Regions from separate parts of the Homo sapiens genome. Here region 2 is linked to region 1. Evidence: chromatin loops called from intact Hi-C (ENCODE). Cell type or tissue: A673. All regions are shown on one strand. Links, peaks and the distances in the headings refer to the core of each region. The heading gives the core; the rest is flanking DNA.

Region 1 (14,824 bases), core at 7,532-10,031:
ACTGAGTGCCTAGCTGGTGCCACCTCAGGGTCTTGGACTTTCATCCATGTGGGGAAGCATTATCCCCTTATTTTCATGGGGCTCTCTCTTCTCATTCAAGCTTCTGCTTCAGGTTTTTCTGTAACCTCTCCAACCTAAAACATCTGACATACCCATCCCTCTCTATTTTATTTTTTTGTTTTATTTTTATAGCATTTCTTCTGATTTGATGTCATTTTACTAATTTTGTGTTAAACTGATGATGCTCGGTCTTCTTGCACTGGAACATAAGCCTCACGGAAATCAGACCTAGTCTGTTTTATTTACCCTTATGCCCCTAGAACTGCATGCAGAAGGCTCTCAATGGATACTTGTGGATTGATTTGCCACATATATAGCAGACTAAGGGTTAATTGGTATTTAGGTTGTATAAATAATACATTCATAAGGAAGAGACAAATATCCAATGGAAAATCAACCAGAGATGTGAACAGGCATTTCCAGAAAAGGAATCCCGAAATGCAATGAGCTGGAGAGCCCCATTAGTAATCAGAAAAAGAAGATATAAATTTATTTCCAATTGACTAGCAAAAATTAAATGGTTTCACAACCAAGAATTATCAAAGCTAGTGATAAACACAAACACTCACATACTACTGGTGAAAATGTAAAGTGGTTCATCTACTTTAGAAAGCAATTTGGCAATATATAATTACATTAAAAATTAGCAGCCTGTATGGTCTGCAATTCCTCTTCCAGATGTATATTTTAGAGGAATTCTCAAAGATGTGTACAAGAAGACATGTGCAAGAATATTCATTACAGCATTGTTTTTAACAGTGAAAAGTTGGAAAACATTCAAACGTCCACCTATAAATAAATACAATGTACTATATATATAAATTATATTCAGCTGTTAAAAATAATGACCCAAACTATAATACAAATCTCAAAAACATGTTGACGTCCACTTCTGGTTCTGATGCAGTAGCTGTAGCAAACCACTGTTCTAGCTGAGAACAGTAAGAAAAACATTAAAAAAAAATTAATTGTCTTGAAGGCAGCAGAGAGCTGCTGAGGCAGCCAGGAGGTTAAGCTGCGTGCACAATTTTCTGAACTCCACTTTGATGCCTGCATTGGCTAATTCTTTGTGCAGGGGCCTGGGAAGCCTGGCAGAGGACAGTTGCTGAGAAATCTTAAGGCACTGAGCAGAGAAACATTGGAGTCTGCAACTGCCAAGGCACCTAGGACTCCAGGGGCCACAATGCCAGGGTGACTGTAGACTCAGGGAAATGACGCAATAGTCGATGGGCATCTAATTATAGAGATATCTGTAGCATGGTATTATTGGGAGAACTAATTAAAATGAATATGCCCAATGTGATGTCTTCTTGGCAGTGACTTTCCCTGCAGGAGGCAAGGTGGCATGATGAATGAGCCAAGGATGTCAGGATGGTGCATCTTTAAGAGATGCATCGCTGGGTAAATCCTATGTGAAATTGTCTAGAAGTAAAAGTTGTGAGTTTAAATCCCAATTCTAATCTTTCTTTTTTTGTTCCATTTCCTCCCCACAACTTCTATGTTACTTTGTATATTGTACCATATGGTAGAAAGTTGGAGGAATTTAAAAAGAGTCTGTAAAGTGCTCAAAATTGGAAATTACTTAAGTTTTCAAAATGCATAAAATTAATGAGAATTGCATAATAATCAATAGTGCTGAATTCATTTTAAGCTTTGTTTTCACTACTGCCCCATGGCAACGGTCTCTTTGTTAGCACGCACAAATCTGTCACCAGCCCATTCTGTTGTTTACCAAAAGGAGTTGGCAGGGGGTCATTTTTGTCACTACTCAGTGTTCTTATAATTAAATTTTTTTCTATATCTTATATCAATGTCACCCAAGGGTGCATTAAGTAGTGGAAATAGTGCTTTTGCTGAAAAACATTTCTGAGAATAAAAACATTAGGAAACAGGATTAGATGTGATAAAATACTATGATGAGGACCAAATATCTGCCAGGATAACTCGAGCAGTTGATTTAGGAAAACACTACAGATAACCTCATTGAACATGAAAAGCTCTATTAAACAGACATCTCTAAATTTTCAGAAAATCCTTATTGGCATATCCTATATTTATTGTTATAAAAGTAAGTTCAAAAGCAAAAACAAAAAAGTTACACTTTCTAATGGTACTTACAGATTTACAAGTCTCAAAAGTGAAATCTATCCTTCTTTACATTTGTGCCTGTAAGAAAATTAGCTTTGAATTATTCAAATGTGTAATTATGTGAAGTTTCCAGCAATGAATCATTTGTGTAGAAAGGGACTGTCTTGCACTGACCTCCACAGAAGCTCTCGTAGGCCATAGTTCTCTGTGGATGGCCCGTCTTCCTACCTAAAGACATCCTGAGAGCAGCATCCAACTCCCCCAGCCTGTGCCCTCCCAGCGCAGGGGCCAGGGAGGTTTCCCACAATCCTCTCTCCCCTAGGGCAGTTGTTGGGGGTCTGTGGGGCCAGGATTGCTCCCATACCTCCCAGAAACCTCACCCTGGGCCTAGGGGACAGGCCTAAGATTGCAGGGCTTCTGATGAGACTAATACAATGGGCTGGCTAAACCCTGAATAGTTAAAGTCTAGGAACTCGGTAAGGCGGTGAAAGCTCGGTGCAAATGACGGCTGCCTTCCAAGTCTTGATAATTTCAATACGTTTCTCAAACTTTGCAGAGAAGTCCGGCCTCTAGCCAGACTCTCACGATAACCCAAGGCAGCATCACCCTTGGATGTGCCTTTGCCTGGAGTCTCAGTCCCCAGAGCATGTGAAGCAGGTTGAAGGGTGGCAGACAGCATGGCCTAAATGCCACTAGGAGCAGGGGGCTTCAGCATCCCCGTCACAGCCTGTTTAACAAGTTCTCACTTTGGGCCTCAATTTCCTTACATGCAAAATGAAGCTTGCATTAGATTATTTCTGAAATTCCACCTTTTTTTTAATGGGCGTATGAAAATAAAAAGAAATTGACTATCCACCATCTCCCCCCAAAAAATTTGAACATAAATTTTACAACACACCAAACCCACAATAACCTTTCCTTCCCTTAGTGCTGATCCCTGCTACCTTGAGTTTAACAATGCTCAGAGACCTTTCCTGTGCTTTCTGTTTTATGATTTGAATATGACAGAGTCCAGAGGAAAGGAAGAAAATGTCTCCCTCTTCTCAGGACTATCCTTCTGTCTCCACCTCTCCAGCTGTGAAATGAGAATAACAATCACTACCATAAGGAAATACTTATCTCCAAGGGATATGGGGAAAGTTCATGAGATAATGGCGCCTGTAGCTGCCAGAGGAGGAGGAAGGGGAGCAGGAGTCCCTGACACCACCCCAAGGGGTGGTAGCTCTTTAAGGGTCACAGGGAATCGCTCCAGGGGCCCAGGTGGGAGCAAGATGGGAGTGTCAGGAGCGTAGATTTGCAGCTTGGTCTTATTATTACTATTGTTATTATTATTATTTTTTAACTTGCTGGGTTTTGGTTCCTTGCCTTTCCTTCTCCTGCTGGAAGATTCCGGAGTTAGAGACCCCAGGAACTCCTGTCTTGACATTCCCTTTTTCAGTACTTCTATTCCTGTCTTTGGGAACACTGTCAATATCCTGGCAAACCATTTGACATTTTTCCCCAGCAAAGCTGTTTCTGAGTCTGCATTCAAAGAGCAGACTTTCTTAAAATTAGAATTTGGTCCTGCTGCCCTTCAGCAATTTGAGGTATCCAATCCAGGGTTGAGACAGGCCAGTTTTATTTTTAGGTGTGGATAGTGCCTTGCTGTTCCCCACAGAGAATCTGAATCTTTTTGGCCTGTGGCCACACACTTATCCTCAAGGCCTCACCATGGCTGGGCTGTGTCAGCTCACACCTGAATCATTGCCTTAGCTGCTACCCAGTACCCTCCAATCTCTCGGTGCTTCATCCATCCCTCTGGGTGCCCTTCCGGCCCCAATACTTTTATCAGCAGCCTTCAGCACCTCCCTAGTCAAAGAATCAACTCACAGCTACCTATGCCACATCTGTCTGGGATTTTCAAATACAACACTTTGCTTTTTCATCCTGATGAGCTTTTGAGGGCGGTAGGCAGTCTTATTATTGTTTCAATCTTAAAAATTAGAAAAATGGGGTATAGAGAGTAGTTTGCCCCAACTCAGTGTTACAGATGGAAAGCCAGAGAGGAACCCTAGGACGACTGGATGGAAATATAGGGCTCTGTGTATGCTTGATGGGCTTTCTTCCTTTCTTGGTGATTTTCGGCCTTCACTGAGCATTAGAATCACATATAGAGGACTGAAAAATAATAATTGTTCCAACTCATTCCCCCAAATCCTGTCTGATTCAGCAGGTCTGGGGACTGGTATAGGCATTTTCAAAATGGTGAGACTGTGGTTCTTCCTAAATTGAAAACCACTATCCTCTCAAGTAAAGACCTAATCGTCTTTTCTAGCCTTACCTCCCATGTTATCCTTATCCAGATACCAACCTTGGGTCAGGCCAGGCTGGTAAATTCATTGTGTCCTGGATTTCTCTTGCTCTATCTGGCCTGTGCTCCTTTGTTTCTATGAGATCCTCTGCCTAGAATGTTCTTCCCAGTCCTCTATCCCTACCCAAGAATTCTCCTGCCAGGGTTCAATTCAATCCTGCCTTTTCCAGGAAGGCTGCCATGAATCTCCACGGCCATGGGGATTCGCCCTTCATGGAATCCTTAGTTTACTCATAGCCAGGAGGAATTATTTTGGCATTTATCATTTATTGCCTTATGTTGCTACAGATCTGTTTCATGGGTTACTCTTATCTCTGCAGAGGGACTGCAAGAGTCACAGAGAGTGTGAGAGAAGGCAGAAAGAATGAATAGAGGATTCAGAGTCAAGAGTCTTGGGTCTGACCCCTGACCCAGCCAACTATTGGTGACATGACCCCGAGCTGATCATGGTTTCCTTACTGTTATTTTTGCTATCATTTGTTCACTTTGTCTTAGAGTTTTAGTGGTCTTCATTCCAAAAAGAAAATAATGTAGGAAACCAACAATTTCAAGATTCTGTATCAAAAAGCACCTAGCAGCATTCCTGTAATCTCAGAAGCTCTCAGTATCTTGCAGGTCTCAATCTGAGACCTAAATCCAAGCCTTCTGTCCAATTCTGTTCTAATTATACCATACTAATGTGAAGACTTGGATTTTCTGAAAAAAACGCAACTTAAAAAATGTGATTTTTCGTCACATCCTAAATGCAAGGAAATCCCAGGTCTTCACCTGTAAATATGTGTCGAACTAAAGAATGAGCAAATGAAGCACAACTGGAGTTCTACAGGAAACACGCGAAGAGGAAAAAGAGAAGGAATGATCACACCTGACAAGGAAGGTCTGAAACGTCTTTGAAGATGTGACATTTAGCTGTTGAGGTTTTAGGACATAAATAATTTCTCTCTTCCTCTGAGGATTCAGAGTCAATTCAGTATGGGCACTAGGGCCAGAAGGAAGAAACTCAAACTATCAGTTGGTAACTCTGGATTGGAGAACAGGCCTCTTTCCCCTGCCTTTGCAGTATAAACCCTTATGAGGGCAGGGCCAGTCCCAGGCAGACGTTCTCACCCTTCCCACTACAGAGGGCATTACTCCTTCATGCCAGTCCTGCCCCCGTGGAGGGACTTGCCCTGAGCACGGGGCTTCATGACTGCCTCTAGACGGCAACCACAGGGAGAAAGTAAGTGGGAGCCAGGCAAGAAGCCCTTGATCTGCAGGCAGGAGGAGCCCTGAAGACGGAGGGATGGTGGAGCTGAGCTGGGTATGCTCAGGTTCTGATCCCAGTTACTCCTCTTCTCCTAGGAAGAGCGAGTCAAAGATGGAGTCAGGGGCTGGGAATGTTCCTCCATCTTTTCTCCTCCTAAAGAGAGTGGTGAAACTCTCGACTTTGCCTCTCCTCTCTGTGGAAATAGGAGGTACGGGTAAGCATTTCTCCCTAAAAATGGTCATGATGATAGCAGGCAGACATTTAAGGACAAAAAAGAATCAGAGGAAACTGTATGTATAAATTGTACATATGCATGCTTGATGTGTGAAAATGTGGAATATGTACATGGAAGGGGGTGCACCCTGGTGCATGAGGCCTGTGGTGCACAGAAGAAACTAGAAGAGAAGAAGGAAAAAATGATATTGCCAGATTTTGAGAGCCTCAAATTCCAGGCTTAGGAGTTTGACTTTGATCATCAGGCAGTGAAAATCTATGCCTTTTATTGGAAACATAACTCTAAAGCCTCTGCCTGCACCAGCATAGCAAGCAGAAAAACTGGCCTTAGCCACCCCCTCCACTTGACCTACTTGTGAGCAATCCTAGGTGGAGTCTCCTGGACTCCAGAATAAGATCATGCTGCACATTCACCTAAAATATATTGCAGGAATTCTGCAGCCAAATATCCTTGACATGAATACAGAAACAACAGAAATACAACAAGCAGATGACTGAGAATTGGACCCACTGGTGGGGATTTGGAGGTGGCAGAGTGCAGCCTGTGGAGTGTTTGGCCCTGAGGGTCACATCATTCTGAGGACAGGGCAGAGCTGCAGGTGAGCACTTAGTGAGGGTCAGAGGTAGCATGCAAACATGAGCTTTGGACTCATTAACTCAAGTAAGAAACAGCACTGGGGGAAATAAAGGCTGACCCATCAACAGAGGAATTATATTCAACTCTGGCGAGAACCACGCCAACAGTCCAAGCAATTTAAGAGATGTACTTAACTAGTGTGAGGAGGAGTCCTCTAATTTCTGTCTCCAAATTGGATAGCATGGACTCTTTACATTTATTCAGCACACTGCAGTGTGTGAAGCCCTTTCACATAACATTACTCATGAGTTGTCACAAACAGCTCTGTGAAGCAAGGAGAGCTAGGGGAGTACAATCCCCATTTTAGGAAACTGAAGCCATGAGTTCCATGAGGAGGTCTCAACTCAGGCCAGCTCTCCCTCTGGCTCCACTGTAACCTTGTGGTTTTATTGATGGGGGCTTTCCTTGAGGAAGAGGATGCAGGAGTTGATCTGGCTCATCAGTCTGTCCCCCTGTGGAGGTAGAGGCCTGCGCTAGAGAATATTGTTATGGTCCTTCATCCTGTAAGGTACCATCCACACGTACTATTTCCAAAGTGACTGAATTTGCTTAATCCAAAGTGGTTAAGTAGAATGACAAACAGAGATGGGGTGTTAAAATTAGGGTTAACTGACAAGATTAAGAACGTCCTATACTGCTAGATTTATTTTCCTCCTTTCCTGGTCTTTTAAATGGGCCTAAAATATATAAAAGTGGATACAGAGATACAAATTGGTAGCTCTAGGGCCAGAAGATGTTTAAACTAGTGTTTTAAAAAGCAATAGTTTGAACATCAAATTCAAGTCATGTACCTTCCAGTTTGACAAGGTTTGTACCATTCCCTATTGTCTTATATCAGACCCACTTTTATTCCTTCAGTCAGTCAACAACAACTATTTACTCTACGCCTGTTCTGAGCCGGGCGTTCCCCCATAACTACATTTTCATTACCTGCCTGGGCCCACAGACACTTGAATAACTGGTCTCCACCCTAGACCACAATCGAGGGGAGCTCATGTTTGACGAATGCTCCTTTATTCCTCTGAGCGTAACCTCCGTACCTGAAGTTTACATCACCTCGAAGCTAGGGTGTTGTAACTAATGTTCACCCTGGGTCTTCAGAGATTGGTTTTTCCAAAGACTCTGCTGCTTTTCCTTTTAAAATCCCAGAGCCAGAGGCAAATGGTAGGCATTCCTCTCCCCAGAGCCCAAATAGGTGGCTGAAACCTGGAAACTTTCAGGGACTTGCCAAAGGCCCCAAAGGTAGCAGGGAGGCCTCCCGGAACGACTGGTCCTCTTGATTCCAAGCCCAGAGGTAGATCTCCTGTCCTTGAGGGGCTTTGGTTTCAGACCCTGCCTGAGAGAACAAAAGAGACTTCAGTTGTCACATCGACACAGCCCCGAGCTGCTCTATTTTCTAACTTGGCTGGCTTTCCCCGTGTGCTGTTTCACATCAGATACCTCCTCCCCCCACTTTCCTTCAGATGATTGGTTGAAATTAAATATCCTGAAATTACATTGAAGGGGGGGGGCGCTAATACAAAATTTTAATCAAAATACAAGCTTAACAGTTCCCAGCCTTTGAAATGTGAAGCAGACACTGGGTCCGCAGGGATGCCCCGACATGTTCTCAGGTGTGAAGTTAGCCAAGGAAGGGGCCCATTCTCTGAACATGAGAATTGCAAGTAAACCAGCACATTGCAAACTCAGGATTTCCAAATGAGGCAGGGCCTTCTCTCCCTTTCCACAGCGTGCATGGGCAGGCTGGCCCAGAGGGAAGTTCTCACTGAAGACACTGGAGGAGAAAGGGTCCCTCGTGAAAGGGTCTGGGGGTTCTCCCTGCCCCACCTGGCTTTGATCCATAGGTATGCCATCCAGGGCCTGAAAGCTCAGGAAGGAAAGGACTGGATAAAGGAGCTTGCAGGGGAGGCAAAACCCCTGATATAGCAAGAGCCACTCTGATGGAATGAGGCAGACATCGGGCGCCCTCTGGTGGCACATGCCCCACCAGACAACACGGAGGCTTTCTCCCTGGATTAACTCTATAAATAGAAGGATGATTTATTAAACAGATTTGAGGCTCATTTGAAGCACTGGGCCATGATTGCTTCGGGGCTCAAATAAGGAGGTGCTTAGGACCCTGCCTCTTATGCAAACACCTGGACTCACTTAGCAAGTCACTAGCATGATCTACATTACAAGTGCATCGGACACTGTTGGCTCAGCCGTTCCCAGCCAGGAGATGCCAAATTCCTCATATATAAAAGGAGCTTTAGTAACTCAAGCAAAATAAGCACACTTTTCCCCCCACTGCCTTCCCAGAGACCTAGGCGGCAGAGTTTCTGTGAGGATACACAATACCTTGTTACAAACCATGTAATGTTTTAAAAAGTATCTATCTGACAGCCTTGGCTAAAGCCAGATCTTCTATCTCGATTACTTCAATATGTCACATCCATATCGCACCACAGCGTCCAAGCTTTCGGAGCCAAAGCCTCTCTGTCTTGTCCAACCTTCCCATCTGGAAGCAATGAGCTTAATATTCTGGCTCTCCCCCCGTAAAAGCTATGTCACAAAAAAAGTAGCAGCCTGTGAACTGCTTTAGCCCCCCAAGACACACCAGAGCTCCTCATTCTCTGCAGGCTCTGTTCAGTCACATTTTAAGGCCCTCCCCTGCTCCTCCCCTCCCTTGCTGCCCCTGTCTTCCAAACAGCCTGAGATGCTCAGCGCAGTACCAGGAGGACAGGAGTGAACTGACAATCATTTATACTTTAATCCTCCTTTACGACATTTTGAGGGATGCAGCTTAAAATATCATGGAGGCTGACAGACTCCCTCTGGAAAAATGTGTCTGCTAGAGAAGAAGCATTGCCTTACAAGGACCCTACTGTTTCTGGTGACCCATCAGAGACCCAGCTTTGAAGCCTGTCTTGTACCACGTCTCCCACTCACCTTACCTTCTCCAACACTGCCGGAAAGTTTCAGTTCATGGTGACAATGACCTTCCCTATTGCATGTGCCTTAGTCATTCATTGATTCACTTACTCATCCAATTTGGATTGACTACATGGCATGTCCCTTTCCATGTTCTCTGTTTCACTGCAATGTCAAATGAGTCCCTGGCTCCCAGGAGCCTGAGTCTGTGAGGGAGACCAACCCCACTCCAGAACCATCAGATGAGTGTTCCTCAAAGCATGTTTCATGGGTCACTGCTGCGTGGGAACCTTTTGGGTGCCTGTGAAGCGTGCCTACGTCGTGGCCCTTGCCCAGGCCTCCCAAAAGAGGATCACTGGACGCCAGGCTTAAGAATGTGCATGTTTAATAAAATTCTCCAATAAGTAATTTCTACACACATTAAAATCAAGAAACCCACCGAGTTAGGTCAGATGAAGCAGCAAATGATGTTGCGCAAAATGCGAAAAGAGACCGTGGGTACGGAAGACAGAACTTGGGCTTTGCCTGGAAATGATATAATGCCGCTGCTCGGTCCCAAGTCCCTAGGTTTTGGAAGATTGGTGTGAGTGGAAGTCACCCTCCAGCGGAGCACCTAGGACTTTGGCTCCTTGACTGTTCTCCTTCGCCTGGAAGCTTCTGGGGGCAGAGGCCAGCTTTCCTGTGTTGAGTTCTTGGGAAGGGCCTCTGTGTCCTGGAAGGGACTTGAAAGAGCAGCTCATCTAAGCTCTTCAGTTTGTAGGAAACACATCTAGCTGACCAAGGGAAAGTAGGCTGTTCGAGGTCACACAGTCACTCAAAACAAATTTATTTAGGCTAATTCTTTGGTTTGGAGACATCAATACTTGGGAAGAAGCCAAGCTCATGTTTCTTAAGGCCTGTATTCTCCAATGTCCTAACGCATTACCCATTCACTGAAAAAGAATACACTAAAGAGTTTTAAAAAGTGCTCATCCGAGAGGCATTTCACAGGCGGGGTTCAAGTGGCCCGGCTTCCACAGGCGATATGCACAAAACCTGCTTCCTGAAATGCCATTTGGTTGCACTGGAGTTAACCTCTTTTTGGTAAATTAGTTCATGACCTGGGAACAGTTAAATGAAACTGTAGGCACATCAAGAGGAGGTTATTTGTGTTCTGTCTTTTTTTAGCCCAAGTCTCTGATGTGTTTATTTGGAAGCTTGGCTCACGCTTACTATCCCACTACTTACGGTTAATCCTGTGTTTTCTTTGAGCTACCTTTAAAACCACGTCAAATGAAAAATACTGCCTGATTTTGAAGTGCGTGGTATTATAAAAAGAATCCCAAGGTTTATGATCTCAAATTTATTGTCAAATGTATTTACTTATCATTTTCCTTTTCTTTTCTTTTTTTTTTTCCTGACAGAATTCAGCCTAGAAGTTTTTCGTATGAGTCATGATGGAGCAGGGATGGGAGATGTTATATAGTGCTTCCTGGGGAACTCTGTGCTACCAAAGAGCTGCCCATAGAGAGTGTTCCTCAGTTACAGCCTCTTGAAAAGCAAGTTAGTTTCAAAGGGCAGGGACCACATCTGATTCACCCCTTTGCCATTAGTATCTAACACTGTGTTAGGCACTCAGGGGCATTCAGTATGTGTTGGCTGGATTAGTGGCCACTGAAATGAACATGAAGCCGGCGCTTCCTTTTTTGTTTTTATTGAAATGAGCTTTTAAAGAGCTGAAATAGGTTTGTTATTTTTTATATGTCCATGATACAAAAAGACTAACTTTTAGAAAATAAAATGTTCTTTTAAAAACAGTTTTATATTCAGTTAAATATTCTGAAAATGACTAAAATTGTATAAATATACACAGGTATCTGATGTTTGCTTTGTACTAGTTATAAAGCAAGATTCAAAAAAAGAAGGTGGCTTTTTATAACAATTTTTTAAAACTTAAATCTTTTCAGACATGGAATCAACCCAGGTGCCCATCAATGGTGGATTCAATTAAGTCAATGTGGTCCATATACACCATGGAGTACTACACAGCCATAAAAAAGAATGAAATCATTTCCTTTGCAGCAACATGGACACAGCTGGAAGCCATTATTCTAAGCAAACTAACGCAGAAACAGAAAAACCAAATACCACATATGCTCACTTATAAATGTAAGCTAAACATTGGGCACACATGGACATAAAGATAAGAACAATAGACACTGGAGAATACAAAAGTGGGGAGCAGGGTGGGGAGGGTGGAAACAAACTGTTGGGTACTGTGCTCAGTACTGAGTGACAGGATCAATTATACTCCAAACCTCAGCATTACACAACAAATCTTTGTAATAAACCTGCACATGTACCCCTGATTCTAAAATCAAAGTTGAAAAAGAAAAAGAAAACACCCCAAATCCTTTTCATCAGAACTGTTCTTTTTTACCTGTTTTAGGAATCAGGATTGGTTAATTTTGGACTTTGGAGTATTCTCAGTAGGACCTGGAGGAGCTACCATGTCCTCCACCAAGGCACTAGGAAAGTCAGCTTCTTGATGTTTAAGGATGAATCAGGTGGCAGAAATCATAGTGGCACCCCCAGCTGTCCCTCCTTCCTCAGCTCTGTGGCTTCTGTCATCTACAAAGGACTGTGGGTAGGATGTGAGGCAAGGATGAAAGATGGAAGAAGAGACAGAGGGGAAGAGAGAAGGGAATCCACCCACTTTCACTCTCTTTTCCCAGCCACCCTGGATACCAACACACATACGCTCAACATGGCATGTGAAGAGACACAAAACACTTTTGCTTTTGCAAGTTATACGATGGCTTTCACTATGTTCTCAACTAGAGTCATTCAAGGCTCATATTTTGAAGCTGCCAACACACCCTGTGATGGAGGAGAAAGAACATTGATAAATCTTAGTGGTTCCTTCAATGTCTGGCTGTCTTGTCCCATACCCCAAGACCTTGGGCTTAATTGCTCTATTTCGTTCTATACTTGTTTCCTGGGGTCTATCTCACCTCCCAATCAGACTACACACAAGCTCCAGAACCAAAATATGTGTTTCTCCCTTTCTCTGCCTAGCTCAGTGATGGGCACATTATAGATGCTTGCTAAATATTCAATAAATCCAAGAGATGCTCCATAGCCCAGACACACCCATCACCTTCTGTAAGAATTCTCTCCAGATTTCTCCAGGCAGGAGACAACCCGGATACCTCTGGGAGATTTAAACAGACTTTAGGAACCTGCAGAGCCATGTTTCCAGTTGACCTCTGAGCTAACTATAAATTTTGAGATAATGGTTAAAACCCACAAAGCTTCCTAGAAATGCCGCTAGACTACATTAGGCAGATTAAGAATCGCAAGATAAATATTTTGCACATTTCCTTCTATTTATCAAGACTCTGCCTTCTGGGGCTGTGGTATTTCAGATGACTCGACTCCTGCAGGGTTAAATCGACTCCATTTGGGTTCACTCTAAACAAGCTCACATTCCAGCCTTGCAGTCACATTCCTGACTCGCACACGCAGGGCCCTCAGCAGGCCTTAATGCACCTTTCACATCCGAACCGTCCATCAGACATTAATGTGACGGAGCCATCACCAGACAAGTTCATTTTGCCATTAATATCCTGGAATAAGAACGTCGAATATACACATCCTGAGATTTAATCTGTAAACAGAGCCCTGAGCGTCTGGGAGAAGGAGGTGTGTTTATACTTCGTTACTGCTACTTCCACCAAGTTAGGTGGGGCTATCTCTGGCACTAAGCAGAGATGTTTTCTCAATGGTTGGAGGGTAAAGTCTGAGACGACGTTTTGACCTGCAATGTCTGCACCCTGATGGCTGATCCTGGGAATGGAGTACCAGGGCTCTCCCAGTTGACAACAAACCTCATTCTGAGAGGCCCCAAATGCCAGGGACAGTGCAGTTGTGTTCGGCTAGTGTTTATCTCTGGCCACCTCTGCAGGAGACTCATGGGGATGACTCCCCTTCTTCCAGGAAATGACAAGGGTACAGAGACAAAGGCATCCTCTGTAGTCCCAAGATTCTAAACTCTGCTGTCAGCAGCCATCACTTCAGGGTGTAGGATCCAAAAGCAAATTTGAAAAGAGTTTAGTGATCATTTCTAAAGTATCAAAGTATGTGAGAGACTGACAGCTTGAGTTCCTCAGAACAAATAATTGCCAGCTTCATCTTTTCCTGCCTATGCCAAAAATTAGCCTGTCCCATTTACTGTAAGAGCAAAAGCTTCTGTTTCTTCTACCCAGTTCAGTGGGACTACAGTTACTGATTTAGGATTAGGAGACATTAGAAGAAAGGAAAACTTATTTTCTCAGAAGAAGAAGAAAGAAAAGAAGGAAGCAAAAAAAAAAACTGTTTGAAATAAGGGTAAAGCATTGCCTTAGAAACTGATTTTGAACAGATTTCCTTTCCTTAAGAGGAGAAGACTCAAACTGGCAGCTACAGAGCACACCCAGCTCGGAAGTATTTTGCTTGGCCCCATCAGGGTTGGCCTGGGGAGTCCCTTTGAAACAGAGGCATGCGTTTGGCTCTGAGAAACTTATTATTTCTACAGATTTGCCCTCTAACACCCAGAGGGAGACACAGTGAAGCCTGGGAAGGATGTTAACTCTTGGTGGCACTGTGGTGGCACTGTCTAGACAGAAGCAGGCCTGGGAAGGATCCAGTGCAGACAGTCACCTCTAATTGAGGGCAGGGGGTTATTTATCACTGCTCCCTCTGCTCCTGCTCCCACGCATGCCCTGATTGCCCCACTGCCAGCAACTCCCAACAGGTATCACACACATGCACACACCACACCCGCATGCACACACTTTCTCACTATTTGATATGGCAACAAGGAGTTGCAGCTGAGTGTGAGCAGTCTCCTTTTGTATAATATATGCTTTCAGTGTGCCATACTCACACACATTGACCTGCCTGGCCCTGTGGGCACTGGACTTTGTAAGCACCCTGACATCTGCTTTGTTTTATAGGGTCTAGAACTGTCTGTTCTTTCTTTACCTCTGGGAAGACTGGGACTTATGGTGCAGCCACCAGATAGGAGATCTGGTGCTGAGCCCCAGGCTGGGGCAGCAGGAAAACCACACCCAGTTACTTCCAGTCTGTTCTCTCTCACCAAGGTTCCCTGTCCCTCCAAGAACTAATGCACAGAAACTCTCTCACTGGTGGACACTCCATGGTTAATATTCTTCTCTTTTCTTCTGTGATCAAAAGAAATTCTGTTTCCTCATAGATGCTGGAAGTTCCCTATGGAGAAAAAAAATATTATTATTTCTCATCTTTTTGCACTCAT
Region 2 (14,824 bases), core at 5,079-7,578, 1.3 Mb before region 1:
AGGCAAAGATGGAACTGTGGTCTCTGTTCTTAGACACAAGAGGACTCTGCAGCTGTGAAGACAGCCTGTGCCAGGCGGAAGCGATCTGCATCCAGGAGGGGATGCTGGATTCCCCAAATGTCCTCAGTGCTGAGGGCAGGGCCAGATTTCTTCCATATGAATCTTGGACACCTGTTTCCTGGGCAATTGAACAAGGGCATCTCAGAAGCTTGCTCACCTGGTTGACCACATGACAGGCCAGTACAGAGGCCCTGAAGGTTTCCCCAGGCGTCTTCAGACAACACGTAGCCACAGCGTGGGGCCACGGGAGGTGCGGCAGCTGGGCATCCAGGGGTCTGCAGTGGAAGGAGTATGGTCACCTGCCAGCCTGGAGGAGCCTGGGGGTCCTCAGAGTCCCTGGCACCAGAATCACTTAAGGCAACGCTGAGGGCTGGTCCCAGGGAAGCAGACCCAGGGCGTCTCATAGCGGGTGGGGACAGGCAGATGGGTGGGAGAACCGATGCTGGGCGGCAGGCTGTGGGGGGCAGCTGCGCGATTCTGTATCCTTGCTGGACCCCAGGCAGGCCAGTCTTTCTGGGTTGGGCGGGCTAGCAGGGAACCTGGGTGGGCTGGGGGTCAGGAGGTTGTTTTGGGGACACCGGGCTGCAAAAACCCATGAGTCCTTCCCCTGTCACCAGTAACTTCCGCGTAGAAGGCTTTGTTGTCTAGAGAGCCTCATCCGGAAGATGCCGGCGGGGCAGCTGCTCTCCACGAAGCCTGTGAAGCCCGGGTCGGTTCGGGTCAGTTAGAGAAGGCGCGGCCCCTCCCTGCTGCCCTGTGGGAACTCCACGTGGGAAACGGGGGGCTTGGCGGGCACTTGCATCCCATCCTTCACTGACCTGGGCGGAGCGAGAGGGTCGCTTGAGCGCCGAGGCCGGGGCCATGGCGACAGGAGCAGAAAGAAGAGCCTAGGCAGGAGAAGCGGGCGGGTTGGGCACGGCGAGGAGGAGCAGGAGGGGGCGGAGAGTGGGACGACCGGGCCACACCTACCCTGCAAGCAAGGGGCCCGCGGCGGGGACTCCACTACTGGGCTGGGGCGGGTCACGCGCTGCCCGGGGCTTTATCCGCGAGGCCTCCCAGGCGCTCCACCAGGTGTGGAAGCCAGGTCAGGTGCGCTCCGCCCGGGTGAGCTGCACTTCACTGCGGTACCCCAGCCTCAAAATTCCCCGTACAGTTCTGGGAGCCCTTCACGGCTATGCCCTAGGTGGACTTCACACTTCTGGGACAAATTAAGAGTGTCCTAGGATTCTTGGATTCAGCTGTTAAAAAGAAAAAATAAAATCTTCGGTTTTTCTTAAAATGTGTTTTAAGCATAAAAAATACATAATACAAATGCACAGTTTAAGGAAGTGATTCTACAGCAATCACATCATGTTCTTGATCACCCACAGCGAAGTATTGCTGGCACCCCTAAACCTCCCCTGCCTCCTCCTCAGTGGTCCCGATTTATTCAACTAGCCTTATCTGTTCTCCCGGTTTTAACATCACTTTCACGGCTGCGGAACTTCTGTGCAGAATTGTTCCCATTCTCTTGAAGGCTTAGGTTGTTTGCACTATTTAGATGTTATAAATAATGCTGAGACAAATATTTGTTCACAAGGATGATTTCCTTAGGATAAATTCTCAGTACAGATGAGGAATTTTCAGCCAATAGCCATCTTTATTTTCAAGGTTCTTGGAATATGTTGCCACAGTTTCCCCCCAAAGAGTTTTGCCAATTAACCATCCATCGGCAAGTCAAATCAATAAGTGCCTACCCTGAGCCAGTCCCAGGGAATAAATGGCAGATCCATGTTTAAGTCTCAGTTCCATCACATCCTTGCCAGCATTTGGTTTTAGTTTTCTGAGATTAAACAAATTTTTTAGTTTGCATCTCTCTGACGTTAGAAAGGCAAAACTCCCACGTGTGTCTGCTTGCTAATTAGAGCATCTTCTAATTGTATGTGTGAACTGTCCATTTACTTCTTGGGATGTTGATGTTGACCTGAGGCACTTGGATGTATTCTTTATGTGGTAGAGATAGTTGCCCTTTGCCATTTTTGTATGTTTTCAGAGCTGAGTGAGACCTGGAATTCACGTGGTCCAAACTCCTTACCATGGGTTGAACCGTGAGCCTCCCTCCGCTCCCCTCCACCCCAATTCTGCCACAAAGATATGTTCATTACCTAACCTTTAGAACCTGTGAATGTGACCTTATTTGGAAACATAGCCTTTGCAGAAGTAATTGGGAGTCTGAGAAGAAGAGTTCATCCTGGATCATCTGGGTGGATCCTAAATCCAATGTAAGTGTTCTTTTAAGAGAAAGGCAGAAGGAGACTTGGGATAGAAGAGTGGACAGCAGTGATGTGAAGACAGAAGCAGAGACTGGAGTTCTGCTGCCGCAAGCCAAGGAACACCTGCATTCACCAGAAGCTGGAAGAGGCCAGGAAAGATTCCTCGAGGCTTTGGAGGCCCTTTCCACAAGTTGGTGTCAGATTTCTGGCCTCCGGAACTGGGAGAGAATAAATTTCTGTCGTTTGAAGTCACCAAGTTTGTGATGCTTTGTTGCAGAGGGCCTAGAACAGGGATACAGCCTCCATTTTGCAGGTGGGAAGGACATGAGGGCCCAGGCTTATTCAGGGTCATTACTAAGTCCAGAGTTGAGATCCTAACCCAGGGTTCTTTGTCTCCTAGGCCATGAGACCAGGTGGAACATTTTCCCCCAGATGCCTCTCTGGTGTGCAACTGAGACTTCCACGGGGAACTCTGTAGCTGTAGGAATGGAGTGGGTGAAGTGAGCTCACACACTGATGAGCTCAGACCGTGAGTGCAAGGACCTAGGCTCTAGTTCTGGCTCTGCCACTTATTAACCTTGTGCTCTCAAATGAGTTATGTGTGGGCCTCCTAACAGTCTGAATAGCATCCTGTTGCTGCAGCTCCATGGTCTTTGCTTAGTGCCCTTGAGTTGTTGAGATGTGCAGACTTGTTTTACTCCATGGATGCTTTACAAGTGTTGCCTCTTTAGGGGTAGTGGCTACATGAGCAGAAATGGCACCATACTTTCATTTCTATTTGGTGGCTACTTCTCTTGATGCTTTAACTGTTACTCATACCCCTAAATCAGCTAGAGGGATTTGGGACACACCGCCCTATAACATGAAGCCTGTAGAAACTGAGTACTTGGACAGGACAAGAAAAGACAGGGATTTCTTTTCTTTTTTGAGACACAGTCTCACTCTGTTGCCAAGGCTGGAGTGCAGTGGCGCAATCTTGGCTCACTGCAGCCTCAGCCTCCCAGGTTCCAGTGATTCTCCTGCCTCAGCCTCCTGAGTAGCTGGGATTACAGGTGGGCACCACCATGCCCGGCTGATTTTTGTATTTATAGTAGAGTCGGGGTTTCACTGTGTTGGCCAGGGTGGTCTTGAACTCCTAATCTCAGGTGATCCACCCACCTCTGCCTCTCAAAGTGCTGGAATTACAGGTGTGAGCCACTGTGCCCGGCCAAGACATGGATTTCTAAGTGCTGTATAGCTGGGTATGGTCTCATTTAAGGATTCTGCAAAAAGATCTAGTGCTAGCTTGTCCACTGATAGACACTAGCATATGCAACTACTGAACACTTGAAGTGTCACCAGTGTTACTGAGGAACTGAATTTCTCATTTGAATTCATTTAAAATAAAAAATACTGGCTGGGCACAGTGGCTCACGCCTACAATCTCAGCATTTTGGAAGGCCCAGGTGGGAGGATCACTTGAGCCCAGGAGTTCAAGACCAACCTGGACAACATCGTGAGACCTCATGTCTACAAAAAAATAGAAAAAAAAAAAAAAAAAGCTGGGGATGGTGGTGCATGCCTGTGGTCCCAGCTACTCAGGAAGCTGAGGTGGGAGGATTGCTTGAGCCTGGGAAGTCAAGGCTGCAGTGAGCTATGATCTCACCACTGCACTCCAGCCTGGGTGACAGAGCAAGACCCTATCTCCAAAAACAACAACAACAACAACAAACCCAAAGCCAACAATTCAGTTACTAAAAAATTTTAAAGTACGGCAGTGGAGTGGGTGAAATGAACTCACACTTCATGTGAACACTTTGTTTGGAACAACAAATTCACATTTAAAGTATGTGAATCTGCCACTGCAAAGTTTATGAAATCTAAATACAGATCAAGTATTTTCAATGAAAATTTAGCACCCAAACTGAGATGGGCTGTTAAGTGTTAAATATATACCAGATTTTTAAGAGTTAGTATAAATAAAAGAATGTAAAGTACCTCTAACATTTTCATATTGTGTCAAGATGATAATATTTTAGATATACTGGGTCAAATAAAATAATGTTAAACAATTTCACCTGCTTCTACCACTTACTCGCTCTGTGGTTTTGGGCAATTCCCCTAAACTCTCCAGGCCTCTGTTTCTGCTTATCTAAAGTCACTGAGTGGAAAGGCCCTGCAGGCTCATCTCAGGCTGTGGCTGAGGGAGGATGAGGACACTTAGTGGGAGGGGTAGTTCTGCAGCCATACTGTAAGGCTGGGTCTTGGGAGGGGTCACAGCCCCTAGTACAACAGGAATGCCCACCCCCACCGCTAGCATGAGGGTACATCTTCCCAGGGCTTGAAAGTAAGATTTACTTGACACACTCTGCCTAAGAATTGGCTCTGAGCTTGGTTTGTTGGTTCTGTCGAAGGTAGTAACAACCGCATCCTTCTAGCTTCTTGAGCCCTTCCTTCCTCTCCACTGAGCTTCTGAGCTGGGTGGGCCTAGGACCCTCCCTGTCCTCTGTCCCTGGGCTCCAGGGCCCTGCCTTGGACCTGCCTGAGTAAGGGAACAAGTAGAGGGGCCTGCCCTGCTCTTCTCTGGGCTTTCCCAGTCTTCTCTAGGCGGCTGGAGGGGTGGGGATGAGGGCAACAGGGGACAGCAGCTTCTAGGATGGATACTTGGGGTTCCAGGCTGGATAATTGTGCTGGTGGTGGGGGGATCGGTGTGAACTTGACCCTGAGGCAGTCAGCAAGGGGCCCTGGGCAGCTTGCACGTGTATGTTTTGGTGTGGGGGTGTGATCAGGTCTGTGTGAGAGGAAGGGCAGAGGCTTTGCAGAACAGCAGAGGCAGATGTCTCTGATTTTGATCACTTAGTTCCACATACCTGGGGCTGCCTGAGATACGGTGCAGCTGTTTTCTGTCGTGCTGATATGCAGACAAAGCTAAAGAAGAGCCCGCGACCACTGAGCACCTGTTACGGGAAAGGTACCACGTGGGGAGCTTTAAGCACCTGCCATCATCGAATCTCCGTGGTAACCCAAGAGAGGAAAGGCCCCATAGAGAATTTCCCGAGGCTGCAGAGCTGGGCGGGGCAGAGATCGGATTTGAACCCAGCTGTCTGATATCAAGGCTTGGGGTCTTGAAGACAAATGGCTTACCCAGGGTGGGGTGGCTCACGCCTGTAATCCCAGCACTTTGGGAGGCCCCAGGCGGGCGGATCACTTGAGGCCAGGAGTTTGTGACCAGTCTGGCCAACATGATGAAACCCCATCTCTACTAAAAATACAAAAATTAGCTTGGTGTGGTGGTAGGTACTTGTAATCCCAGCTACTCGGGAGGCTGAGGCAGGAGAATCGCTGGAATCTGGGAGGCAGAGGCTGCAGTGAGCCGAGATCGCGCCATTGCACTCCAGTGTGGGCGACAGAGTGAGACTCCATCTCAAAAAACAAAACAAAACAAAACCACACACACACAAAACACAAACAAACAAAAAACAAGTTGCTCACCCTTAGCTGCACGTGTCCTCAGAAGCGGTTCACTATAACCCCAGTGGCCCTGGCTTCAGGGATGGGAATCGGGGAGGGGCCAGTCCTGGAGCAGAGCCTGGCCTGGAGCCCAGGTGGCGCTGAGTTCGCTCTGCTCCTGACGCCAGTCCCTGGACCCTGCGGTGTGTGTTCCCAGGGCGGGCAGGAAGGCTCTTAGAGGGTGAGCCAGGCTGTCCACAGGCGGCCTGAGGGGTCTGAATGGGAGGGCCAAGCGGCCTAACTCATGCGCGGTTTGCTCTTTAAACAGCTGCGCAGGTAGTCAGATGGCCTGTGAAGGTGGAGAAGGCCTTGCTGTCCCTCCTGGGACCGGGAGTCTCAACTTGCAGTCCAGAGGACATGGGACTCAAATCGGACTCGGCCACCGCCTCCTGGCCTGAGGCTGGCGGATCAGACGCTGCTGCCACCCGCCTTTGGGCTCGAGCAGGTCATTTTCCACATGGCCACTGGGTGTCGCCCTCGCTCCACGAGTGGGCCGCCCTCGCCTCTGTCCCCGGCTCCTTGAGCGCCTACTGTGTGCTGGCCTGTCCCGCGCGGGGAGGTGGCCCCTTGGCCAGGCTCTGTTCTGAAGGCAGATGGGCCTGACTCAGCCAGAGATGGTGCTGTTGCTCCCTGTAAACGCAAGCTGTTTGCAGACAACAGCAGGATGTATCCCGACTGTGTAAGAGCATGCTTTTCTGTGGATGGTATGGTTTGGCTCTGTGTCCCCACCCAAATCTCGTGTTGAATTGTAATCCCTATGTGTCAGGGGACGGACCTGGTGGGAAGTGATTGGATCAGGGGGGCGGTTCCCCCCTGCTGTTTGTTCTCGTGATAGTGAGTTCTCACGAGATCTGATGGTTTAAAAGTGTTTGGCAGTTCCCCCCTCTCTCCCTCTCACCTGCGACCATGTGAGGTGTGCCTGCTTCCCTTTCGCCTTCCACCATGATTGTAAGTTTCCTGAGGCCTCCCAGCCATGCGGCAACTGTGAGTCAATTAAATCTATTTTACTTACAAATTACCCAGTCTCGGGCAGTTCTTTATAGCTGTGTGAAAACAGACTTAATACAGTAGAGGTCTTGGCTGTGTAGTCTTGGAGGCTCACCTGTTTAAGGAGTCTCCAGACCTCTTGGTGTCCGTTATTACTTTTGTGCCCTAGCTCACTCCCTGGGGCTTGGGAGTGCTGGTAACAAGGCCCCGTGCCTTATCGAGCAGGGATGGAAGAGCCTCTGATGTCTAGTCACGTGAGCGTTGCTGACAGCCGTGGAAAAGCCACTGCCCAGGGGGCTTGCACCTCGCAGATGCAGGAGGTCCTCACTGGACCATCTGAATGTGCTGGGAGGCAGGTGGAAGAGACCATCAGCCACCATCCCCGGGCCATCCGTGCCACAGGTGAGTCACCTGAGGTCACACAGGACAATGGCTTGCTCAGGGTTACTCGGCTGGTTGGGGCTGAGGTCTCCTCTGCCTCAGTTTCACCCCAGAAAAGGTGCTGATCACAGGCTAAGTCATGATACCCCCAAATTCGCATGTTGATGTTCTAAACCCCAGTACCTCAGAATGTGATGAAATAAGGAAATAAAGAATTTCAAATAAGGAAATACAGTGGTTGAAGATGTAGTTAGTTAAGGCAAAGTCATAGTGAAGTCAGGTGGGCCCCTAATCCAACGTGACAGGTGTCCTTGGAAAGCGGGGAGACTGGACACGGCAGGAGGCAAGAGGCCGTGCACGTCTGCTGTTTAAGCTGCTCCGTCTGTGTGGCATTGTTGCGGCAGCCCCAGCAAGCAAATCCAGTGCCCACGCCTGGGGGGCTGCTCCCGCCCCTGGACTCTGCCCTCCTGAGCCTCCCACTGTGACCCCCAGCTTTCCTTTGTCTCCTTACTTGGCCCTCTGGCTGAACAACTCCTCTTTCTCTCCCCACTGCTTCCAAGACTCGTATTGTGCTCTGTGTTCCAAAATGACCCAGCCTGCATCACTTCCCAAACAGATCTATTTTTTCAGAAAGTTGAATTCTAGCAGAAGGCAGCAGGAAAACAGCCTGATCAAGCTGATTCACACTAAGGGGTGAGTGACTAACACCTGGGTAGTGTGATTCCAGGGAACAGCCTCACTTAGCTCTTCTAGGACACTTACATGTTCAAAGAGGAGTTTGTTAATTCCTAAAGAGGCCCTTTTGCCAAATGGAGATTATTTTGTAATGTGAATGTTTGTCCCCATTACAAGTCACTCAGTTAACAAGTTAGCATGTTTTCTTTCTGTGTCTCTGCTGCTGACTCAGGGGCCCAGGACTGGCTCTGGCTTCTGCACAGGCAGGTGTCCTCTTTGGAGGCCACCCCCACCATCCCCACTGACAGTGGTAGCCTGAGCCCACTTTCCCACTTCCCTCCTCAGTAGGAAGGACCAAGATGGGAGCCCTGCCCAGCACTCCCTGCCTCTTCTCCCCATGCCCCCATGGCTCCACTCTGGTTTTGTAAGAGTGGGCTTGCTCATTCGCTGTGATAGGGCTGCTTTTAGCCTCCCTGACCAGACAGGTTGCCCCTGGGGCTGAATATGTGGCCTCCTGGCAGTGGGGCTCTGTGGAAGTGCTGAGGCCCAGGAAATGTGGCACGGGGCACTACACGTCTGGCTTTAATGAGCTATGGCCTTCAGCTGTGGAAGGCTGGTGGTGTGGGGAACTGAAGAGTTCTGGGAGGAGGTTGGGGGCGAGGGGCTGCCTTCCAGGCAGGGTGCAGGAGCCTTGGAGAAGGTGCTAGAAGCTGGGGTTCCTGTGCCAAGGGCTGGGAAGGCAGGCAGAGTCCTGGTTGGTGGAGTCATGGATAGGGGCTGGGGTGGGTGTGGGGCTGGATGGTTTGTCCTGCTCCCATGCCAGCCTCCCTCTGAGTTTGTGGGCCCCTCCTGAAGTCTTGGTGTGCCTGGACCTGGGTTAAGCCACACTGCAGGGAGGTACATGTGTACAAAGTGATCTTTCTTCCAGAAGAACACAGTCTACGAAGGCATTTCTGCAAACTTGTGAGATGCCTGTGCACACCTTGTGGTGGCCCTGAACTGATGGCTGAGGTGTGCTATAGAAATTAGAGAAGGGAGGAAGAAGTTCATTGCCGGTTGAGCAGTTCAGGGAAAGCTTCCTGGAGGAGGCGGAGTTTGAGCAGGGCCAGTGGGGATGGAGGGTTTGTCCTGGAGGAAGGAGAAGGAGGGCAGTCAATGCAGGGAAATAACACACCTGACATGTACTCATGTTAGGGGCCACGTCCGCACCTCTCAACTCCCTTGCTCATCTCCAGGGCTTGCATCTGACTGAACTTCCCACTCTTCCCTCTCTACTCCAAGCCTCTCTGGCCCCCCACCTTTGCCCATGCCCCCATTCTCTCCAGCTTGTATGTGTATCTCACCCCCGCATCTTGTTAGCTCTGTATGCTGAAATCCTGCTAGCGTGTCCGGACACTTCTTGTTGGTTTCACCTTCCTCCATTTCTCTCAACCTTCCTCTCTGCACCAGAATCCGATCCATCTTCGCCTCACTTGGCAATTATAATCATTCAACCTCCCCCAAACCCTTGTTCATAGCCCAGCACACATCTGCAGGGCCCACAGTTTGCTGGGCATTGGGGGTGCACATTTTCTGCCTGCAGAAGTCCCAGGACTGGCAAGGTTCATACTGAGATGCCAGCCTGGGGACTCTGCCAAGGCCTTGGCAAACTTGTCTCAGCATCTCCCAGGCATTTGCCCCTTCCTGCCAGGAACAGGGCAGAGGCGGAGGTGACTGTTTCCCAAGAGCAATGGGCAAATCCATCTTGCTTGGGTTTATTCTCGTCATTTCCTGAAGTATTAGGTCACCCAGGTTGTTAGTGAGGACCTTATTTGGAGAGCCTGGCTTCCTGGTATGAAGTGGAGAACCTAGGAGGGGCAGGCCCTCTGGTCTTAGTGGCTACGCCATCAGAAACACAATCGTGTTTCTCTTTCACCGCAAGCACTGGGAATTGAAGTATGTACGGAAATACAATTCATAAATTGAGGGACTTTATTTTCACTGTTCCCAGGGTTTAATTTCCAGAAACAAAATGTCAGTGTTATGGCTGAAGTTCTCTTAGTTTTAGGAAACACATCATAACCCAGAATTGTTTATGCATAGTTCATGTATTATATGACAAGAACGGTTTTGAGAGTCATCAAGGGTCAGAGGACTGCGGTTACACGGCAACAAGGCGATCTGAGTGTGGTGAGTGTGGTGAGTGTGGGGATCCAAACCTCGATCTTACGTCTCCCCTCCCAGGAAAATCCCAGGGAGTGGTTGTTCTTCTAGAAGCCTGCAGCTGCGGGTAACCGGTTACCAGGGAGTGCGTGGACCTGTTGCTCACAGAGAGCCTGTGTGTGTGTGTGCATGTGAGCATGTACTTATGCGTGTGAGCATGTGTGCCTATGTGTATGTGCGTGTGCATGCACACTTGTGGTTAGTGTGAGAAAGAACACTGGCCGAGGCAGGAGAAATGGGCTACAGTCCTGCCCACCCACTTGTTACCATTGTGGCCGCTCCCCTGCGTCTGCAGTGTGGGTGCACGGATCCCTTCCTTAGAGGTCACCCAGCATTTCATGACATCTGTGTATTAACAGCAGAAGTGAAGGGGCTCTCGGGCAGCCTTGGGGATTCTGGAAATGCCCACTGGAGGAGCTGAGGCTTGCTGGACACTGGGCGTGTGGTCCTTGGATCTTTCCCAGTGGCGCCATGGGCCACGGATTCCGGCGGGGCTCAGGATCCAGTGGCTCTCCTACCTCCTTTTCCTTCACGTGGGTTGTTGGGCCCCTCCTGCATGCAGCGCAGCCAGGTGGTGAAGGTGAGAGCCGCTGCTGTCGCTGCTCCTGGCCTGTGGGAGAAAAGTCCCTCCAAGGTCACCTTTGTAGCTTGTTCATGAGCAGAGCATCAATTGGATCTAATATTTTTACAAGATGCCCCCCAAATAAAGATCAGCATTTGGCTCAGTTCATTTCAGCAGAGGGCTCAGCTTTGTCTGCTGCCCTGTGTATGGAGGGATAGACAGGAAGCGCCACTTCTAGAGATAGCTCTGGCTGCTGCCTCTCAGGAATCCTGGCCTGGGCGGCCTGACGGGGCTACCAGCTTCCCTCCTGAGGATCTGTTGGTGGCTCACACCAGGTAGGTTTAGGGGTGAGGGCTGGGCGCACCTGGCCAGGGCCTCTCCGCAAGTGCAGAGCCCTTGGTCCATCTCGTGCCTCCACTGGGATCCCCGTGTCTCCGCTTCTGCCCTGTTTCAAACTCCAAACAAGATTTTCAGATGGCAGAAACTGAAGCTTGGAGGAGAACAACTTAGATCAAGTTGACTTAGTGTTTGCTCTCAGCCAACGAAGCCCTGAGGCTGCCTTCCTCAGGGAGCTTTGCCCACATTTCTGAAGAGTGTGCAGGGCACGTTTCTGGAGGACAGAGCCTGCATTTCCAGACAATGGCTTTCAGAGGATGCTCTCAGGTCTCCCGTGTGCCCTGCCTGTGGTTAAGTGTCTTTCTGCTACATAAACAGCTCAGAGACTCAACTCTCCCGAGACCGAGACCGGAGAGGAGCTCTTACAGTGGTAAGAATCCACCTTGCCTCTGGCAAAGTTGCTCTGGATGAGGTTGATTGAGCTGCATGCCTCCATTCCTTCCAGAACAATGTCCCTCCTCACCTACATCCATGCCCAGCCTTTGGAGCCAGGGGCCCCACAGGTGCTGGTTGCTGGGATAGATAAGGAAAGCCTCAAGCCCCTTCTGAGACCCTCCCTACTAGCCACACATCGGAAGGAACAGAACTTTGAGCTCCCTCATCTGTAGCCGAACCTAGTGTGAGAAGGAGGGTCAGAGGAGGCGAAACTTTGAAATCGCAGGGCCACTCCTCTGCCAGCCCCATCGGCCTCACTCTTGGAGACTCGGGGATGAGTCACTGCTCTGACAAGCGGGTCTTGAGGACAGTCCTTGCATGCACAGCTGATGGGGAAGGTTCCCTGCTCAGGCACCGCTTCCTTCCTTGAGCAGAGCAAAGGGCCATCCTCACAGAGAGGCTTGCTTCACCTGTCGCGTGTGGCCCTGGGACTCTGGAAGCTGCTAGTGTTGTGGTGGTGGCTGCTGTCCCGGTGCGGCAGAGGACACAGGAGGCACGCTCCTCCCGCCAGTGGGGAATTGCAGTGTGTTACGTGGCACGAGAGACTCCAGCGCTGTTCTGAAGATGCCAATCCATGCTTGGGTTGTTTGGATTTGCTGTTAATTTGGGGACTCTGGCTACCCCGTCAAAGGCATGGAGTGTGCAGTTTTTAATAATTGTGATCCAACCATGCCATGATATGGGCTTTCTGGTTTCCTGGACACTGGGCAGCAGTAGTTTGAAGTTGGGAGATATTTACTCTGCAAAGCATTTTTCCAAATGTTCTTTAAGCTGATGCTCCCAGACTTTCATCAGGAGCCGGGCAGTATCGCCTCCCCTCCCCGACTTGTTCTTCTGGGGTCTGATGGAAGGAGATGGGGTCTGGAGGCCTGCAGGGGCAGGGAGCCTTGTTTTACTGCATGGGAATGTTGCTGAGTCTATCTTCCTGATGTTGTTCTTACATTATTTCCTCTGGTTGGAGTGAACAGGGAAGTGGGGGCACATCTGTGTTCTATGAAAGCTGACCTGGAGCTCCCCACGCAGCGGGGTCCACCTTAACTTCCCTTTTGCGGTTGGAGTCGATAAAATGGGTTATTGAGTTGTCCTTGTGATGGGGCCTGTATTGTCGGATCCTGTCCAGGGGCCAAGAGGTGAACTCAGACAGGATGCGTGCTTTACTCTGTTTGATTGATTATGTAAACGGGTGCTATGCAAATTGAGAAGATGTCAATATCAGGGGCTGCAGGTTTTTAGGCAAAATTGTTTGGGGAGTAAAGTGAGCCTGAAGAACCAATATTTTGAAAAGTTATTGCGAGGGGAAGAGACAGATGAAGAAAAGAATTGTTTTCTCATTTTCCTTTAACAGTAATTTGAAAAAAAAAAAATTACCCTTTGAAATGTTGCCAGCAGTGAATGAGTAAAAACCAGTGAAAGTTCAAAAGTTAGAGTCCTACTCTGGTTTCAAATAAGGTACTTAATGATCCTTTCCCATCATTCAGCAGGAATACATATCCACAAAATCTCTCTAAAATTTGATTTTGTTCTCCATTTCAAGGGGAAAAAAAGTGTTGTGAACACTCTGAACCTGGTTCCCCTGGCCATGAAAAATTCTCATGAAACCAGTACAGAATTGGATTTTCAAAGCTGCCTTCAGAGGGGCCTTGGTGTGGGCTTCTGGGAGGGGTGTGGGGAAGAGCTGCCTACAAATTGGATGCACATATAATTGATATTTAAGTCTCTCTCTGGAAATTTCTACTTTGATAGTTTACATCTCTGCTTAATAACATATTAAATCATTTCATAACCCTTAACAACTGTTTAATCTTTTCATTGTTGAAAAATGAGGTAATTGATCTAAACTGTGTTTGACTATGCCAGGAAAAACTTATTTAAATGTACCACCCTTCACCATGGCATTCAGAGGATTCTAGGGACCCATTTGGGTTTTAGGGTGTTCCACCTCCCCCACGATGGGGGTCTCACCCTGAGTGAGGTCAGGAGGCTGGTGGGGCTGTAACAGTTCTGGGAAGTTTGGAGCCTGGCCTTTGGCCCTTAGGCTTCAGTGTTGCTGCCATCTAGGATTTTGGCTCCTAACTGGGCACTGTCAAAAACATGCTTTTTTGGCCGACAGCATGTTCTATGATTTCTCACTGTGTTCAGCACGGTTGTTTGTGCACCATCACAGTTAGAATGCTCATGGCTGGGAGAGAGCGGGAGGGAGATCAAGTAAAAGCGAGAGAGAGAGAAAGTAAGTGCTCTGCTATTCCAAAAACAAGTATGCCTTCTCCTTGGGAATGACACCAAAGAATACCTTCTAAATGAAGTATGTTTCCCTTCAGAGATTACAGCATCAGATGATCAAAGTCCCCTGGAAATAGCTTTTGGCAACCCTGAGTTTCTCCGTAACTCTTCTTTGACTTAAGCGGGGCGGCCCTGTGCTGGGAGCAGCAGCTGTCTTTAGAGGCCTGAAGAACCAGGTGTGGGGACAGAGAGGTGCCCTGTGTCTCTGCTGACTGCTTTGCAAACCCTGTGGCCTCACGCTGGTTTGGGGCATTGGAGATGGCTTTGTTTCTCTGGAAAACTGATTATGGTACACAGGCTGGCATCCTGTGTCCGATAACGCAATGCAGGCATCTTCTCAACTTAAGCAGGGCTTTGGCAACCCTGGTGAAATGTATTGTCGTCAGCTACGTGTCCTGACGTCCTCCATGGAGTTGAGGAATGTTTGGACCTTGGCCCTTGAGCCCTTTCTGGTTTAAGTTTAATGAAAGTCCAGGCAGTCTAAATGTCTACCTGGCAGCAGGGAAGAGACCCTTCACGTTAATTATTGCTAAGCTAAACCGTCTCCTTCCAAGCCCTATAGACAGGCCTACACATTTGTATACATTTTATATGGTCTATTTCCATTATAAATTGCCCATAAATTAAACGCAGATTTTCTTGGGAACATCTTAAAAAAAAGGGAAAAGATCTGTATGATACATGTTTCTGGTATTGGAGGTGACGTGAATTACAAGGAGGGAGGGCAGTCCAGAGCGCCAGCTCCCCAACATGGAGGTCAGGCGTCTGGGTTAAGGCAACCCGAGTTGTGTGTGAACGGATGTGCGGTGTGCCTTTTCTCCATCATTCATGTTGTGGGCTGCACATCATGATTTAGAAAAGGATGGAGAGGAATGATTGACCTAGACAAGCTAGAGTGGGCTGGAAGGGGACAAGGGGGACAGTGCAGGGTGTTGAGTGTTTCTCCTCTTCCCCAAAGAACATCCTCAGGCTGAGGCTGGGTGCATTTGTCTCTAGGACAGCTGTTCTCGGCCACCGTGTGGTAATGCATTGGGGAGCTTTCTTCATTGTGAGGTGTGTTGCTGGCAAATTTGTTGCTAATGATAAATAACTCATGCATTTTAAG

The links. A loop is a pair of places that touch in the nucleus more often than their neighbours do. Peaks named below come from ENCODE experiments on the same cell type or tissue, not always from the same donor. Only the 100,000 strongest peaks of a DNase experiment are listed, where the experiment ranks them.
Region 2: a loop joins it to region 1, with 8 times the contacts of the local background. A loop is called at or near these places in 89 of 110 quality-filtered maps.

The regions. Positions count from the first base shown.
Region 1 is chr2:18,514,469-18,529,292 of GRCh38, reverse strand. It overlaps LOC105373454 (a long non-coding RNA gene), which reads right to left. Exons shown (of 8, transcript XR_001739302.1): 7 at 14,695-14,778; 8 at 1-7,951. Among named protein-coding and RNA genes, the nearest start is that of RDH14, 39 kb to the left of the region's middle. In A673, for the core only: a CTCF peak has its summit at 8,591 (motif pointing left); a DNase peak (open chromatin) is centred at 8,572.
Region 2 is chr2:19,855,007-19,869,830 of GRCh38, reverse strand. It overlaps LINC00954 (long intergenic non-protein coding RNA 954), which reads right to left and starts at 977. Exons shown (of 10, transcript NR_033875.1): 1 at 879-977; 2 at 218-335. RefSeq lists enhancers at 1,216-1,265, 5,820-6,320, 7,114-7,614. In A673, for the core only: a CTCF peak has its summit at 6,270 (motif pointing right); a DNase peak (open chromatin) is centred at 6,280.